Regions from separate parts of the Mus musculus genome. Here region 2 is linked to region 1. The links are chromatin contacts, found by POLR2A ChIA-PET in ENCODE. All regions are on one chromosome and are shown on one strand. Each heading gives the region's core, a stretch centred on a gene start or an enhancer-like site at or near the end of the contact. The rest is flanking DNA. Distances are from core to core; before and after follow the strand shown. Region 1 holds the start of Usp33 (ubiquitin specific peptidase 33). Region 2 holds the start of Zzz3 (zinc finger, ZZ domain containing 3).

What was found. ChIA-PET counts read pairs that join two places held with the same protein, here RNA polymerase II (POLR2A).
Region 2: POLR2A ChIA-PET joins it to region 1 with 22 read pairs in Patski. The contact joins the promoter of Zzz3 here to the promoter of Usp33 in region 1. POLR2A ChIA-PET finds 5 or more read pairs at or near these places in 4 of 5 experiments (Patski and embryonic stem cell).

What each region holds. Positions count from the first base shown.
Region 1 is chr3:152,342,747-152,349,808 of GRCm38, reverse strand. Usp33 (ubiquitin specific peptidase 33) reads right to left here and starts at 3,331. Exons shown (of 24, transcript NM_133247.3): 1 at 3,170-3,331.
Region 2 is chr3:152,390,680-152,398,387 of GRCm38, reverse strand. It overlaps Zzz3 (zinc finger, ZZ domain containing 3), which reads right to left and starts at 2,385. Exons shown (of 14, transcript NM_001080755.2): 1 at 2,250-2,385. Usp33 (ubiquitin specific peptidase 33) reads right to left here. Exons shown (of 24, transcript NM_133247.3): 23 at 6,670-6,738; 24 at 4,771-6,179. The coding sequence ends at 6,022.

The sequences.
Region 1 (7,062 bases), core at 2,082-4,581:
GCTATTCAGAAGTGGAGAGAGAAGGATCACAAGTTCCAGGCTAGCCTGGGCTACACAGCAAGTTCCAGGCTAGCCTGGGCTACACAGCAAGTTTCTGCCTTGCCTTTATGAGACTCCATCAAAATAACCAAAAAGAAAAAAAAAAAAAAAAAAAGGAAAGGAAAAAAAGTAACAAATTCAAGGCTACAAAGTGAGTTCACGATCTGCTGCTCTGCCCCTGCCCTCTGCCCTCTGCCCTCTGCCCCTGCCCTCTGCCCCTGCCCTCTGCCCTCTGCCCTCTGCCCTCTGGAGGTAAAGATACCACAGTGAGGCTAGTTTCAGAATAAAAAGCAAAGAATCAGCTAGGGGGTTACAGGTGCTTGCCTAGCATGCACAGGCCCCGGGCTAACCCACAGCAAAGACCCTACTCAACTGTAGAGTTTTAGAAAACATGTTGCATTCGGTTCCCACCCCGTAGTTCTGGGGAGCAGAGTCGGGGCCTTGTGCATACTAAGTGCTCTCCCACATCGCTACAGCCCTATGGGCCACTCCTCTTATTAGGAGAGCCTTGCCTTCAACAGGTTACTGACCTACCTACTCTCTGAAGTAACACAAATGCACTGTCTCTTAAATATGAGTTCTCATTACACATACAGACACCACACTGCACAAAATTCATGTGCCCTACGGGTGCTTTATTTGTATTATTTTATGTGTATGTGTGTTTGCTTGTGTCCATGGAAACCAGATAAAGGTGTTCAAGCTACCTACTTGAGCTAGAAATTTAATTCAGGACCTTGGTAAGCCCTCTTAAACACTGCGCCATCTCTCCAGCCCCGTGAATCTTCTTATAGAAAGATAAACCAACTGTACTCACCTCAAATTCTTTGTTCTACTACCAACATGCTCCTGAAACCCCAATGTAGACTTTTAACAGCTTTAGAACTGCACCTATACTGAGGGAACAGATCTGGAGCAGATGTGGTACTGTGGGCCCAGCCACCGAGGAGGCTAGAATAGGAAAAAGTGAGGTTCCAGGCCCATCTGGGCAATACTATCCCCTCATCTCTTTATTTTTTCAAATAATCCACATTTCCCCTCTTAGACATCATTGAGCATTTTACGTCATTTTCTTGCAGCACAGACTCTTGCACCAGCAGGTTGGTAAGCACTACAGTCCCAGCACAGGAGATGGTGCAAGTCCAGAGGGATTCAAGGTCATCCTGAGCCGCAAGCAATTTCAAGGCCAGCATGTCTCAAAAAAAGAAAAAGAAAAAAAAAAAAAAAAAAAAAACTCAAGCTTTTAAAACGCTGCATTTAAGTCTCTCATAATTTTATAATCTTTATTCCACTTGGTTGCTTGATTGACTGATTGAGACAGGGTTTGTGTGTGTAGCCATGGCTGTCAACTCTCGCTGTAGACCAGGCTGGCCTGGAATGTACAGAGGTTAAGACCGCCTCTGCCTCCCAAGTGCTAGGATTAAAGGGGTGCATATCACCACGACCTGGCTCAGCCTTAATCCACCTGAATTCTAATTTCTAGTACAGGCTGGTTTGGCAATATTGTTTCAGAAGGAAAGGCTGATCCTTACACAAGCTTGAAACTCTGACTTGGGAAAAGGCTATTTGGCATTCGTCAGAGGACAGGAACAGAATCAAGTAAGATTTTGTAAGTGAAAGGATCCTGAAAACAGCAAATCACCTACTTGCTGCAACTATGTGGAGAGATTTGCTTATTCATATACTACATGAACTAAAAAGGAAAGTAACTGAAAACTGGCAATGCAGATCAAAAAATAGCATGCAAGCCGGGCGTGGTGGCACACGCCTTTAATCCCAGCACTCGGGAGGCAGAGGCAGGCGGATTTCTGGGTTCAAGGCCAGCCTGGTCTACAAAGTGAGTGCCAGGACAGCCAGGGCTACACAGAGAAACCCTGTCTCGAAAAACCAAAAAAAAAAAAAAAAAATAGCATGCAATCATAAATATAGCCCCCATGTATATTTGTGTAGTTTTTCTCATCTTGCCAAAGTAAATGAAATAACAAAACTATCGGCATAGTATAAGTTACTGAAACAAGTTATAAAATTTTCATTCTTCCATACTTATATTAACAGTACAAACTCACTGCCAGCATTCATAAGATCAAATAGCCTGCTGCAATCATCGGATTTGCTCTGACCTTTCCATAAGATACAACTGCACCCTCAACCACAGAAGACACTCGGAGAAATGGTCTCATTCTCTCCCTCTCCCTCCCCTCCCCTGCCTCTTTGGTTTGCTTGCTTGCTTGCTTGCTTGCTTTGAAATGGGGGCTCCTGTAGCCTAGGCTAGCCTGGAAGTCCTTCTCTACCTTCCTCCACCTTCCAAATGTTATCTTCTGCCAAAGGCATCTCTAGGCTTGAGCAGTCTACCCTGACTCTCATTATCTTTGGTAACAGGTTTTTCGTAAAGAAAAAAATTGTCAGATCAAACAAAAAAATATCTGGCATGACATGGTGGCAATACATTTGGAATCCCAGCAACTTGGGAGATGGAGGCAGGAGGATCAGGACTTGGGAGGCCAGACATTGGACTGTCTCGAAAAAATTTAAAGAAGAAAAAAGAGAGAGAGAGAGAGAGAGAACATTCTAGAATTCTACATTAAGCACTAAGTCTCGAGACCTTTGGTAAAACGCGTCTTCAGTTTAGTTAGACTCTGCTCCAGCCAGGATGTCAGCCCCTGGCTCCATTTCGCAGGCCTAATACTGATTCCGACAGAATGTAAACCCTAATCTTCAGTTGTGTGCAAAGCCCCTAAGGCAATCAAATCAATCACATTGCCTAACAGGTCAACATGACGAATTTTCCGACGAGGAGCATTTTGTATTTGAAAAATGCTTGAGCGCTTGGGAAAGCACTCACACCGTGGAAATGTGACCCGAACAAAAGCTGCGACCGACAGACGCTACGACTGGACTCGACCCAAACGCTGCGTCGGCCGAAGACACGCCACTGGGACGGTGACACCTCGGTTTTCCCGTTCGTAGCAATGAATAACGGGGCGGCGCGCACAGGTCGCGCCCCCCGACCCGGATCCCTGACCACCGAGCCGCCCGGGCCGCGCGCCGGGGCGAGCCTCAGCCCGGCCGCGCCCGCCCTCCCTCCGGCCCGCCGCCGCCGCACGCCCGCCCGCCCGTCCGCCGCGCTCACCTCAGCCCGCCGCCCAGCGCACTCCTCCTCGGAGCCTGAGCGCTCGGATCCGCAGGGCCGCAAAACGGTTCCGCAGCGCGGCCCGCAGAACCCGACCGCTGCCCGACGCTTCCCTCGGCAGCCGCCGCTCCTTCCGGTGTCTCCGCGGCCGCTGCGGGCGTCTGGGGGCGGGACCTTGGGGAGACACGCCCCGGGGCGGGGCCTCGGGCCTGGCCTCGGTTCTCCGCTAGGCCTGTGCTAGACAGGCAACCTGAGCTGACGTGTACACCACTTCGGCCGCATTTCTGCTTTTATTCCTATTCTCCCACCCTCTGCAGTCACAAGACAGCTTCCCAAGGTCTCGTCGCGGTGCATTATAAACTCCGCAGTACGGAAAGCCTCAGAAAGGTCTGAAGTTTGCAATATGAAGTGGCTAGCTCAAGGCTGGGGCAGGAGGATTGCGGTAACTTCGAAGCCAGTCTGGGCTGCAGTGTGAGGCTAGTCCTAAACCTTGCTTTTCTAATAACTCCTTTAAGACCTACATTTTCTGGAAGCAAATGCATTTCTCTTTGCCATATATACAAAGAAGAAATTAATCTCTACCATTTTCCACTAGGTTAAATCAAGATCAAATGAAATAGTTACTGAAACCTTGAGATCTTCTTGGTACTTAGAGCAATAGGAAAAAAAAAAAAAACCTTCCACTTATGTGACTGTTACATTCACTTTTTAATATTTTTCCAATTATTTCTATTATATGCATTGGTGTTTTGCCTGCATGCATATCTCAGTGAAGATGTCGGATCCATTGTATCTGGAGTTACAAACAACTGTGAACTAAACTGCCTTCTGGGTGCTGGGGATTGAACCAGTGTCCTCTGGAAGAGCAGCCAGTGGTCCTAACCAGGAGTCATCTTTTTAGCCCCTCACTGTTTGATTTTATAATATGTGAATTCAAACTGCAAAGCTGAAAAAGTTTGTCAGCTGGGCATGGTGGTGTACCCCGGTAAAGCCAGCACTTGGGAGGCTGTGGCAGGATTGTGAGTTTGAGGCTAGCCTGGATTACAGAGTAAGACATGTCTATATGATTAACCCCAAAGTTGGTTGGGAGCATGTATCTAAATATTGTGCAAAATGCCAGTCTCCATCAGAAGCAGGCGACTAATCTGAGGGCTTCTAATTATTCTGCTAGTGGAATCAGAGGATGTTAACCATGATACTCCTTGCTGTCTGGGGCTTGGCGCAAGGGAATGAAGCTGTGTGGGAGGCCCCATGGTTACCACCACTCTACCCTCGGCCTACTCCAGATATTGCTCGTTTGCTTTCACTGATATCCAAATCAGTAATATTGTCATTTTTTTTTTTCGAGACAGGGTTTCACTGTATAGCCCTGGTTGATCTGGAACTCACTTTGTAGACCAGGCTGCCCTCGAACTTAGAAATCCACCTGCCTCTGCCTCCCGAGTGCTGGGATTAAAGGCGTGTGCCACCACACCCGGCTTTCAATTTTTATTGAATGGTTTTCCCCAGGAAATTCATTTTTATTTACCCAGATATAACAACATCAGGCCAAATAAGTGTTTTAATTGGGGGTCATTCAAGCATAGACCACTTAAGGGTAGCTATACCAACAATGAGTCTCTCCCATGCCTCCAGCATTGTTAACTACATTTATACCCTCAGAGATAGGAGGTGCTGCATAAGCCTGGGTGCCCGCCATTGTGTCCATGGGGAAATGCTAACGGGCACAGGATGTGAGGGTTCATGCTGCTAACTACTGCTTTCTGATTTCAAGATGGCAGCCGCCACGAGCTGCCCAGAAGACAGAGGTCCTCAGTGTGCACTTTTACTGTAAAGGTGGGGTTTATTTTTGGAGGATTGATTGATTGACTGATTGATTGATTTGTATGGGTGCTTTGTCTACATATATGTCTGTGTATAATCTTAATAACCGGTGCCCTAGGAAGCCAGAAGAAGGTCTTGGGTCCCAAGACTAGAGTTATTGATGGTTGTGAGTCACCTATGGGGTCAAAGAATCGAACACAATTCCTTTAGAAGAGCAGCCAGTGCTTTGTAACTACTGTGTTTTGTTTTTAAGTCAGGGTCTTGTTATGTAGCCCAGGCTAGCCTTGAGCTCTCCCTCCTGACTTGTGAGATTAAAGGCATGAATCACCAGGAGCAATTTAAGAGAAATTTTTTTTCCATTTTATTTTTGGCCCATGAAATAAGAGGGCATAATCTATCACGCAAGAAAGCTAAGGTGGCCGGGCAGTGGTGGCGCACACCTTTAATCCCAGCACTTGGGAGGCAGAGGCGGGTAGATTTCTGAGTTCAAGGCCAGCCTGGTCTACAGAGTGAGTTCCAGGACAGCCAGGGCTACACAGAGAAACCCTGTCTTAAAAAACCAAAAAAAAAAAAAAAAAGTTTCTGAGGCAGGGGGATGACTGTGAGGGAGTTTCTGAGGCAGGGGAATGACTGTGATTGAGTTTCAGAGGCAGGGGGATGACCACGAATGAATGTGTAAGGCAGGGGGATGACGCTAAGTGACTGTGTGAGGCAGCATGATGACGCTGAGTGAGTGTGTGAGGCAGGGGGTTGACTGTGAGTAAGTTTCTGAGGCAGGGCCGGGCAGTGGTGGCGCACACCTTTAATCCCAGCACTTGAGAGGCAGAGGCGGGTAGATTTCTGAGTTCAAGGCCAGCCTGGTCTACAGAGTGAGTTCCAGGACAGCCAGGGCTACACAGAGAAACCCTGTCTTGAAAAAAAAGAAAGAAAGAAAGAAAGAAAGAAAGAGAGAGAGAGAGAGAGAGAGAGAGAGAAAGAAAGAAAGAAAGAAAGAAAGAAAGAAAGAAAGAAAGAAAGAAAGAAAGAGAGAGAAAGGTAAGGTGGTCGGATTGTGGTAAGGCTGATTACACAATAGTGACAGGAAACAAGAAAAAGTACTAACTCTATTTATTAATATTGCATATGTACACAGTGTGTGTGTGTGTGTGTGTGTGTGTGTGTGTGTGTGTGTGTAAGCACATTACTCTTGTAGAAAGTTCAAGTTTAATTCCCACGTTGAGCAGCCTATAAACCCCTTTATCACTAGACTAGGCGAGCTGACCACCTTTGATACCCAGACCTCCAAAGATACTATCACTTACATGCACGCACACACACACGTGTATACACGCACACACAATTTTAATAATAATAATAATAATAATTTTAAAATAAGCTAGGAAGGGCCAGAGAAATGCCTCAACCATTAAGAGCACTTGATGCTCTTGAAGAGCAGCTGAGAGTGTTTCCCAGAATCCGTAGAGGACCTGAGTTAGTTTCCCAGCAGCCACTTGGCGGCTCACAAACACTTGTAATTCCAAGTCTAAGAGATTTGATGCCCTTTTCTGGCCTCCTTAGGTTCCTGCACGCATGCGGTACACAGAAATTCAAGCAGGCACACACGCATGCACATGCACACACACACACGTGTACACACACACACACACATTGTGGCCGTTTGAGTAAGATATATCCCATAAGCCTTTGGCATTTGAATACTCGATGCCGTGGGTGGCTGTCTGCGGAGACTGAGAAGGTGTGAGCTTCCTGGAATAGGTTTAGAGGTTCCAAAAGCCACAAGCCCTTAGCACTGCACCACTTGCTGCTTGCTCTTCAGCATGTGAGCTTGAGCTACCGTTCCAGTCGCCTCCACCTGTGCTCTGCCATCTTTGAACATCTGCAACCATAACACCCAAGTAAAGTCTTTCTTTTATAAGTCCTTGATTACAGTCTTTCATCATGACAATAGAAAAAAATAACCAATACACACAAAAGCTTAAAAAATGAAATAAACACTTACAATTGAGCAAGGGATGTAACCCAGTTGCAGAGAACTTGCCTGGCGTGAAGTCCTAGAGTCTACCCCTAAC
Region 2 (7,708 bases), core at 1,136-3,635, 50 kb before region 1:
GGACTGTTGACAATCCTTTTCTGACCCTCAAGGCCTCCTTGACCACAACACTAGGGCACATACACATAAAATAAGCATCTTTTTAAAACTCAGGGTCAAAATTTTAAAAGAACTAACATCCATAGGCATGTTTTTGGTTTAGAATGCATAATTGGTACTTACATAAGCATTAAAAATTATAAAGCTGATGTTTCCTTAAATCTTTGTTTTAAAAGAACTTTCTGTGTGCAAAGCTACCAGCACCCTAGAACATTTCCACTGCAAAAACAAACAAAAGCTCTATTATTGGAGCTATTAGATACTTTCACCAAGTTATCTACACTTGAGTCCTGACAACAGATCTAACACTATATAATTTTATCTAGTGGATAATTTGCTGCTTGTAAATGCTATGAAAGTTTATTACCAAATCAGCCCTCCAACTTAGCCCTGACAACTTAGGACAAAGCACGGACCACAAAATGATCAGGTTCAGGGTAGAAAACTGAGAAGTTTGTAAAACAGAATAAAGAGCATTTTACTCTCCCTTTCTGTAGGTAGTAAGTACACTTTTGTAGTTTCAAAGAGACAGACAGTGGTTAAGAGTGCTTGCTGCTCTGTCTTGCGGTCCAAAGTTCAGACCCCTTACTCTGAACAGTTTAGAAAGTCCTGTAATACTGATCCTGGGGATCAGACACCCTCTTCTGGCTTCCAGAGAGCTGAGCACATACAATATCCAAGATACACAGGCACATAATAAGTAAATGATAAAAAATTTAAAATGGTATGTGCTGGCTGTGATAACAAATGCCATGAATCCGGGCCCACCTAGTCAGTTTTAGAGTATCCGGGGATACAGATAGTATGCCTGTCTCAGAGCGAGGGGTGGGGCGGACAGGATAACTATGAATGAATTATCTATCTAGTTTCCCGATTGTGTAGCTTCCATACTTTTGAATACAAAGAAATGAAAACAAATATGGTAAACTGACTTGTGAGTGGCTGTTCTAAGTAGAAAAAAGTGATTGACTCATGAAGACACTTATGACCGACCTCAAATTTAAGAAGTAGCGGGATTTTTCGTTAAAACAAACCCACTACTATTTTCTGCAAAACAAAACCGGCACCCCAGAATACCAAAAATGGTAGCCCCAATCCCTACCGACGTGAGTTTATCAGCATGTACAGAACAAGGATTGTATTCTGACCTCGGGTACTGTCAGGGGTGAGGGGGCCTCCCAAACACTGCCAAAAGTTACTGTCAGCAGCCAGGGTGACGAGGAGAACTTCCCAATAGACAAGTGGGTGGCTAAATGACGCCCGGACACGAGAGATGCTATGCGTTCTGTTGGGAGACTGGGGGAAGATTCTGCAGCCACAGGCGACAGGAAAGTGGAGCTGTCTGCAGAGAGGGTAACTGGGCAGAGGGGGCGGCGGCGGGCGGGGCGGGCTGGCAGCGGCCTCCGGGCCGGCGAGCGAGCGCCGGGCAGCGGCCGGCGGGGAGGTCTCCGCAGGTGGCGGGCGCCCGGGGGCGGGAGGAGCGCGGCGCGCGACAGCCGCTCTGCACCGCCGCAGGCGACGGCGAGGCGCGCGCACGAAGGCTCCCGGCGCCCGGGCGCGCGCCCCGGCCCCTCCCCGACAACTTGCCTGCAGGAAAAGAGTTACTGGTCCCAGGGCCCCGAGAACCCGGGGCTCCGCCATCCAGCGCAACCGCTCTGCCAACCAGGTCCCGCGAGAGTCCGGAGATCTCGCGATACCGACCCGCTGGCATCTCGCGGGCGGGCGTGCGCTGGAGCCAACATGGCGGCGTGGGGGAAGCTAATCACTACTTCGGGACTTTGAACGTGTGGTTCGTCCTCGCACTGGGAGGCCGCGGGCAAACGGGAGGAGAGGCAAGCCTTCCCCGCCCTGGATTCCTCCTCTGAGTCGTCTGAGGGGAGAAGGAAAGGCGGGACGCCAAACTCAGCCCTCTGCCGCCCTCCGGACGCCACGGAGGACCGCGCTAGCCCTCAGCCGGCCTGGCCTCCGGTCACGTGGCCGTCACGTGAGCCCCGCGCGCGCGCCCGGCGCCTCCGCAGGCCTCCCCGCCCCCTCAGCCGCGAACGCGCGCGCCCGGCCCACGTGGGGGCGCCGCCGCCGCCGCCGCCTCGGCCACCCCCTCCCGGCGCTCGCTCGCTCTGAAGGGCTCCGGCCCCGCGCGCGCCTTTCCCTCCGCGCTCCGCTCCCGCCCCTGCGCCGGCCCCGCCACGCGCCCCGGGGATCCCGCTTACCTCTCGCGTGGGGCGGGCCGCTCCGGGAGGCGCCGCCCGCGTGGCCGCCGTCGGCCGCCGCACTGGCTCCAGCGCCCTCCGCCGCAGGAAGCGCCACAGCGGCGCCGCGGCGCTTCCAGGTGGGTCCCCGCCTCCCGCTCCTCCACTTCCCGCAGCAGCGGCGGCTCCTTCCGGTCCCCTCCTTCCTCGGCTCTGAGACGCTGGGAGCCGGGCGCTCGGCGCGCCACCTACTGGTGGCCGCGGCCGCTGCAGCGATCCCGACCCGGCCGGCCGGCGGGCGGGAGGATTCACCGGCCCAGCCCGCTGCGTGCTGTGATCCGCTCTACCTTCCCGGAGAGGCTCCCCGCCCGCGTCCCGACCTTGCCTGGCCCCGCGGCGCTTTCCGCACGACGCCCCGGACTGCCGCGCCAGCCGCCGCCCGCTCAGTACGCAGGCGCCCACCTCTCCAGCCTTTGCTCACCTCCCTCCCTAGGGCAGGACTCTTCCCCAGCTCCACCGCGACTCGTCGGCAGTCCCACCAGAGTACACCTTCTCCACCGCTTTTATTTTCCGTACCTTTAAACAGCACTACCCGCCAAGAATGAAGTCTCTTTAAAGGCAGGGCGTCTTTTCTCTTAGCTTTTGCCCACAGTTGTGTCCAGCACCAAGTATGGCTCAACCCATAGTGAAAACTGGTTATTTATGTAGCTCAGCGTGTGCTTACCGGAACTACGTGAAGCTCTGAGTTCAATCCATAACACCGCCCTTTCAAATATACAGTATTAGCAGTGCAGCAAAGTAATGCCCGCCTTCAGTTACAGGGATAAGTATTTCCTCTGGGTTGATAGCACCATAGGCCACCACTTCTGAGCTGTGGGGACGCTCATGCAACCCTTTGGCTATTAGATTGTGTTCCAAAAAATACCAAGTCCACTGGTAGAATCCATTAACTGGGGCTCTTCGCAACTGTGCAGTATGGCTTCAGTGCCTTTCTTTGTTTTCCTTAGCTGGAGCAGTTTTGTTTTTCCAAGGAAGTGGGTAAGTGTGGTTTCTTTTCAATTGCTCGTAAGTTATTAGATCATAGAAGTGGACTTGTATTTGGTTGTCTCCAATTCAACTCAGAGTAATATCTGCTCCAAAATAAAGAATACCAATTATAGTTATACTGACTATCACACCTGCCATCTTGTGTCTTAGAGACACTGCTCTCCATTGCCTTAATTTTCCTAGTAGTGGGGTCTATAAGGCCTCACCACAGCACACCCTCCCATGGTTTTTATTGAACTGTGTTGGACTTGCAATAGGCAGAGATATAAAAATAACACGATTTCCCAGCCAGGCAATATGCTACCTGCATAGGCTAGCTACTATTGGGATGGTCAGAATTTATCTGCTGCTGGGAGCATTGTCTAGCCACACACACACACACACACACACACACACACGCACGCACGCACGCACGCACGCACGCACGCGCGCGCCATTATTGGACTGTCATCCGTTTCCAAGAGAACGATGGTTGTAACGATAAAGGTCCCCACAGGTTTACTTTCCCTTTCTCTTCCGTGGGAATGGTACCACCGCACTAATACGCAAACGTTTTGTTTTGTTGGTTTTTCGAGAGAGGGTTTCTCTGTGTAGCCCATGCTGGCCTGGAACTCACTTTGTAGACCAGGCTGGCCTCAAAATCAAAAATCTGCCTGCCTCTGCCTCCCGAGTGCTGGGAGTAAAGGCGTGCACCACCACCACCCGGCACTAATATGTAAACATAAGAGAGAAACCCAACCCATGGCCTTGCTAACATTTGTTGGCAAAACAGGCATTGCGATTTGAAGCTTGTTTTCGCTGAGGCAAGCTTCTATAGTCAAGGCTGATCTACAATACTCTCCCTGCCCTTCCCTCCATCCGTGTGTGTGTGTGTGTGTGTGTGTGTGTGTGTGTATACATCCTAGAACTCTTCATTTCCTGCCTCTGCCTCACAGTACTGGAATTATAGGCTACGAAGCAAGTTTGAGGCCAGCCTGAGTCACATGAAGTTTTGAAGAGAAAGAGTTAAGAGAGAACACTCCACTGAGCTATAAGCACTCCTACTCACAGGTTGAAAAACACTTGAATAAGTCTCTTAGAAGGAATGTTAGCGTTGAAGTATATATATCTCAGTGATAAAAAGCATTGTGGTTGTTAGCTTTGATCCTTATAACAAAATAAGAAAAGCAAGGGACAGATTTATTTTGCTCAAGTTTTAGCCCATGGTCAACTGACTCCATTGCTTTTAGACCTGTAACAAGGCAGAACATGATGGCAGAAAAAAGCTGTTCAGCCTCAGGGAGCAACTAGGAGGCACAAAGATACGCAGGTCAGGGACAAGATGCAGCCTGTGGATGAGGCTGACATCCTCAGGTGCAGCCACCTCACAACACCCCCAGGTGGTGGTGTTTCGACACAGGATATATTTCATATCCAAACTAAAGTAAGATAGTGTTCAGCATGTGTAACATCCGACATCAGGATGAGTGAGGGTGCTAGAGTTAGAAAATCACCATTTTTAAATGCACAGTTGATAAGTTTTATTTATAGTTAGCTGTTGTTTTGGGACGGTCTTGTTCTACAGCCCACAAACTTAGGTTCCTCCAGCCAAGCCTACCAGGTACTGGGAGACAGATGCCAACCACCATGCTGCCATTCTGAAACAGTTTAATAAACGTTATTATAGCAAATAACTTCCTAGCTTATGCTTTCAAATAAGATATAATGAAAGGCATTAATACTAACAGACTTTACACCTTTTTTAAAAAGTCTATCAAATAAATTCAACATTCAGTTTATACATTTTAGAATTATTTTTATTGAATGAGTTTTAACAACATTGCAAAGTCACCATGAATGCTGTCCCTCAGTCACCTGCATGTTTGTAGTTGCATATAGTTGAGCTTTTGACATCACATGATCAAGCAAACAGCAGTGAATACTCTATTATTCAAAAAGACTTTATGCATTTCATTAAAAAATCATTTTGCAAGTGGTTTCAGCTTTATCAACAATCTCATTTGACACATTCCATACTTCATGCTCTCAAAATAGAAGTGGCCTAAAACTAAGGGGTATTTTCTTGTTACTAACATTAATGAATACCATTCAGGTCTACAGAACTAAAGTTTAACATTTTACATTATAAGCAGCAATAATTTACTGATATCTGGTAACAAATTCCACTAAAAATGAATACATCCCGTTACATTCAAAAAAGACATTTTGTAAATTGTAATATGCAGTTTTATATGCTGCAGTGCAAAAGCAGTAACACCCACCCACCTGATGTTTCCTGAGCGTTAGGAAATTAACAATGTGCTGACCACCACTCTCGGATTTAACATAGGTTCATTACTATGCAAATTCATGTCAAAATATACAATTAAATTAGCTTTTTGGAGAAATGAAAAAGCTTAGCCAGTTATGATTGGTTAGAGTAATAAGAACATTATCGAAGCCAAAGTATTTACAGTGCTACAAAGGGTTTGCTGGATCTGCCTGTAGAACAAAGGTCAGAGAACCTAGTTACCAACTGTCCCTTTTCTTTCAAAACAGTACACTGAAAGATATTCTGGTAAGCTACTTAGCATTAAATATACCAACTTATATAACATTTTAATATACCCTTCCATAATGCCCAGTACAAAGGAATAAATGAGAAAAAAGGATGAAAATCAAGAGAATCAACATGCTTTGCGGAATGTTTTGAATGTGTGTGCATCAAGTGAGAATAACTTCTCATTAGAGCTCTGTGTCCTCAGAACTACAAAGAGCGAGTTTCTACTTCAATCTTTTCCTCTGCTTGGAGTACATCAGGGTCAACATGAACAACTGGAGGTCGGAGGATAACTTCAGGCCCCCCACCATATATAGACTGCAGGAAATTCCATGTTTCTTCTGAAATTTGACCAGAGTCTGCTCCTAAAATTGTATGTATGCAAAAAGAATGATATTTACAAACATGAATCTTAATATAGCTTTTACAGTATATCCAACAGAGAAATCCTCTATGGAGGACTGAGAATTCTGAAACCTTCAGATTATCAGCTTGTATGCTATAAAAAACAATATGGAGACGGTTTCCAAATGTCTAGAGATCCATTTTCCAAGCTCCAACAACCCTAAAACCTTCCTAAAAATAAGAAATTTTTACCCTTTCTGTTACTGTAAGCCTGACCATTTCTGAACTAGGTAAATAAATTACATAATAGCTGGTTATTTTTTTTTTAATCAATAAGAACTCATTAACAAAAGTTTCAATATTAAAGCATGATGGTATACACCAGTAATACCAACAGTTGGGAAGAAAAGACAGAATCACAAGTTAAACCTCTCCGCTGCATTCAAGGACAGCCTAGAGGCCATGCTACCGTGTCTCAGGACAAAGCAATCCTGTGTGTCTTAAACTTACCTTGCTTGAGCATCACACTGCCACATTTAGTAACCGCAATTTTAGTGTTGTCGATTGGACCTGGGGGATCTAAGTCAAAAGGATAAAAAGATTATAACATGTCCACTTCCAAATGCAGCAAAGAACTACATGGCTTTATACCTGAAATTACGGAGAACTAACCAAATGTCATCGATTCTTAGTATCTTTTCAGCTTTGGAGATTTCATTTGACCCCAAACAACCAAGAAAGGTGAGATGTTGCTCAGCACCAAAGTATAATAGAAACAATTTATCTTTAATGATTAATTTTTTTTATTTTATGTACACTGGTGCTATTGTCTGTATATGTGATGGTATCAGATCCTCTGGAACTGGTGTTACAGTTGTGAGCGACCATGTGGGTGCTGGGAATTGAACCCAAGTCCTTTGGAAGAGCAGCCAGTACTCTTAACCAGTGAGCCAACTCTCCAGTCTTCTAGAAAAACCACTTGTTTGGGAATTGTAGATCAAAATATTTTGTTAATGCTACAGCCCTTTAATGAACAACAACTCTTTAATAAGCTTAAAAACAAAAACAAACAAACAAAAAAAAACCCTCTCAAACCATTCCAAATTTCGTTTTTAACCAAAACATTATAGAATGAAATATTAAGATAGACCTTTCTTTTAGGAGAAAAGCCATTTTTCTTTGCACATGAAAGTACAGTACTTAGTCCATTCTCAAAAGCTCCCAACAGGCATGAGGAAGAGAAATGACTAATCTTACAGAAAAATAGGCATATGGTTTTAATATCTGTGATGTTTTGTTCTGCATGATACACTGCTTAAATAACATAGTTGAGGGCAGTGGGGGAAGTAAAACAAAGTATAATACCATCTGCATCTGAAATAAATCCATCACTTTGTATGCGGACTTGAAACAAAACAAACCCACCAAAGGGATTCAAACAATATACTTTTTTTTTTTTGCAAATAACACCATATCAAGAATATATTATTTTTAACCATTATTATTATTAATAGCAATAGTAGTATTAAAGTAGATTCTCACTAACTAG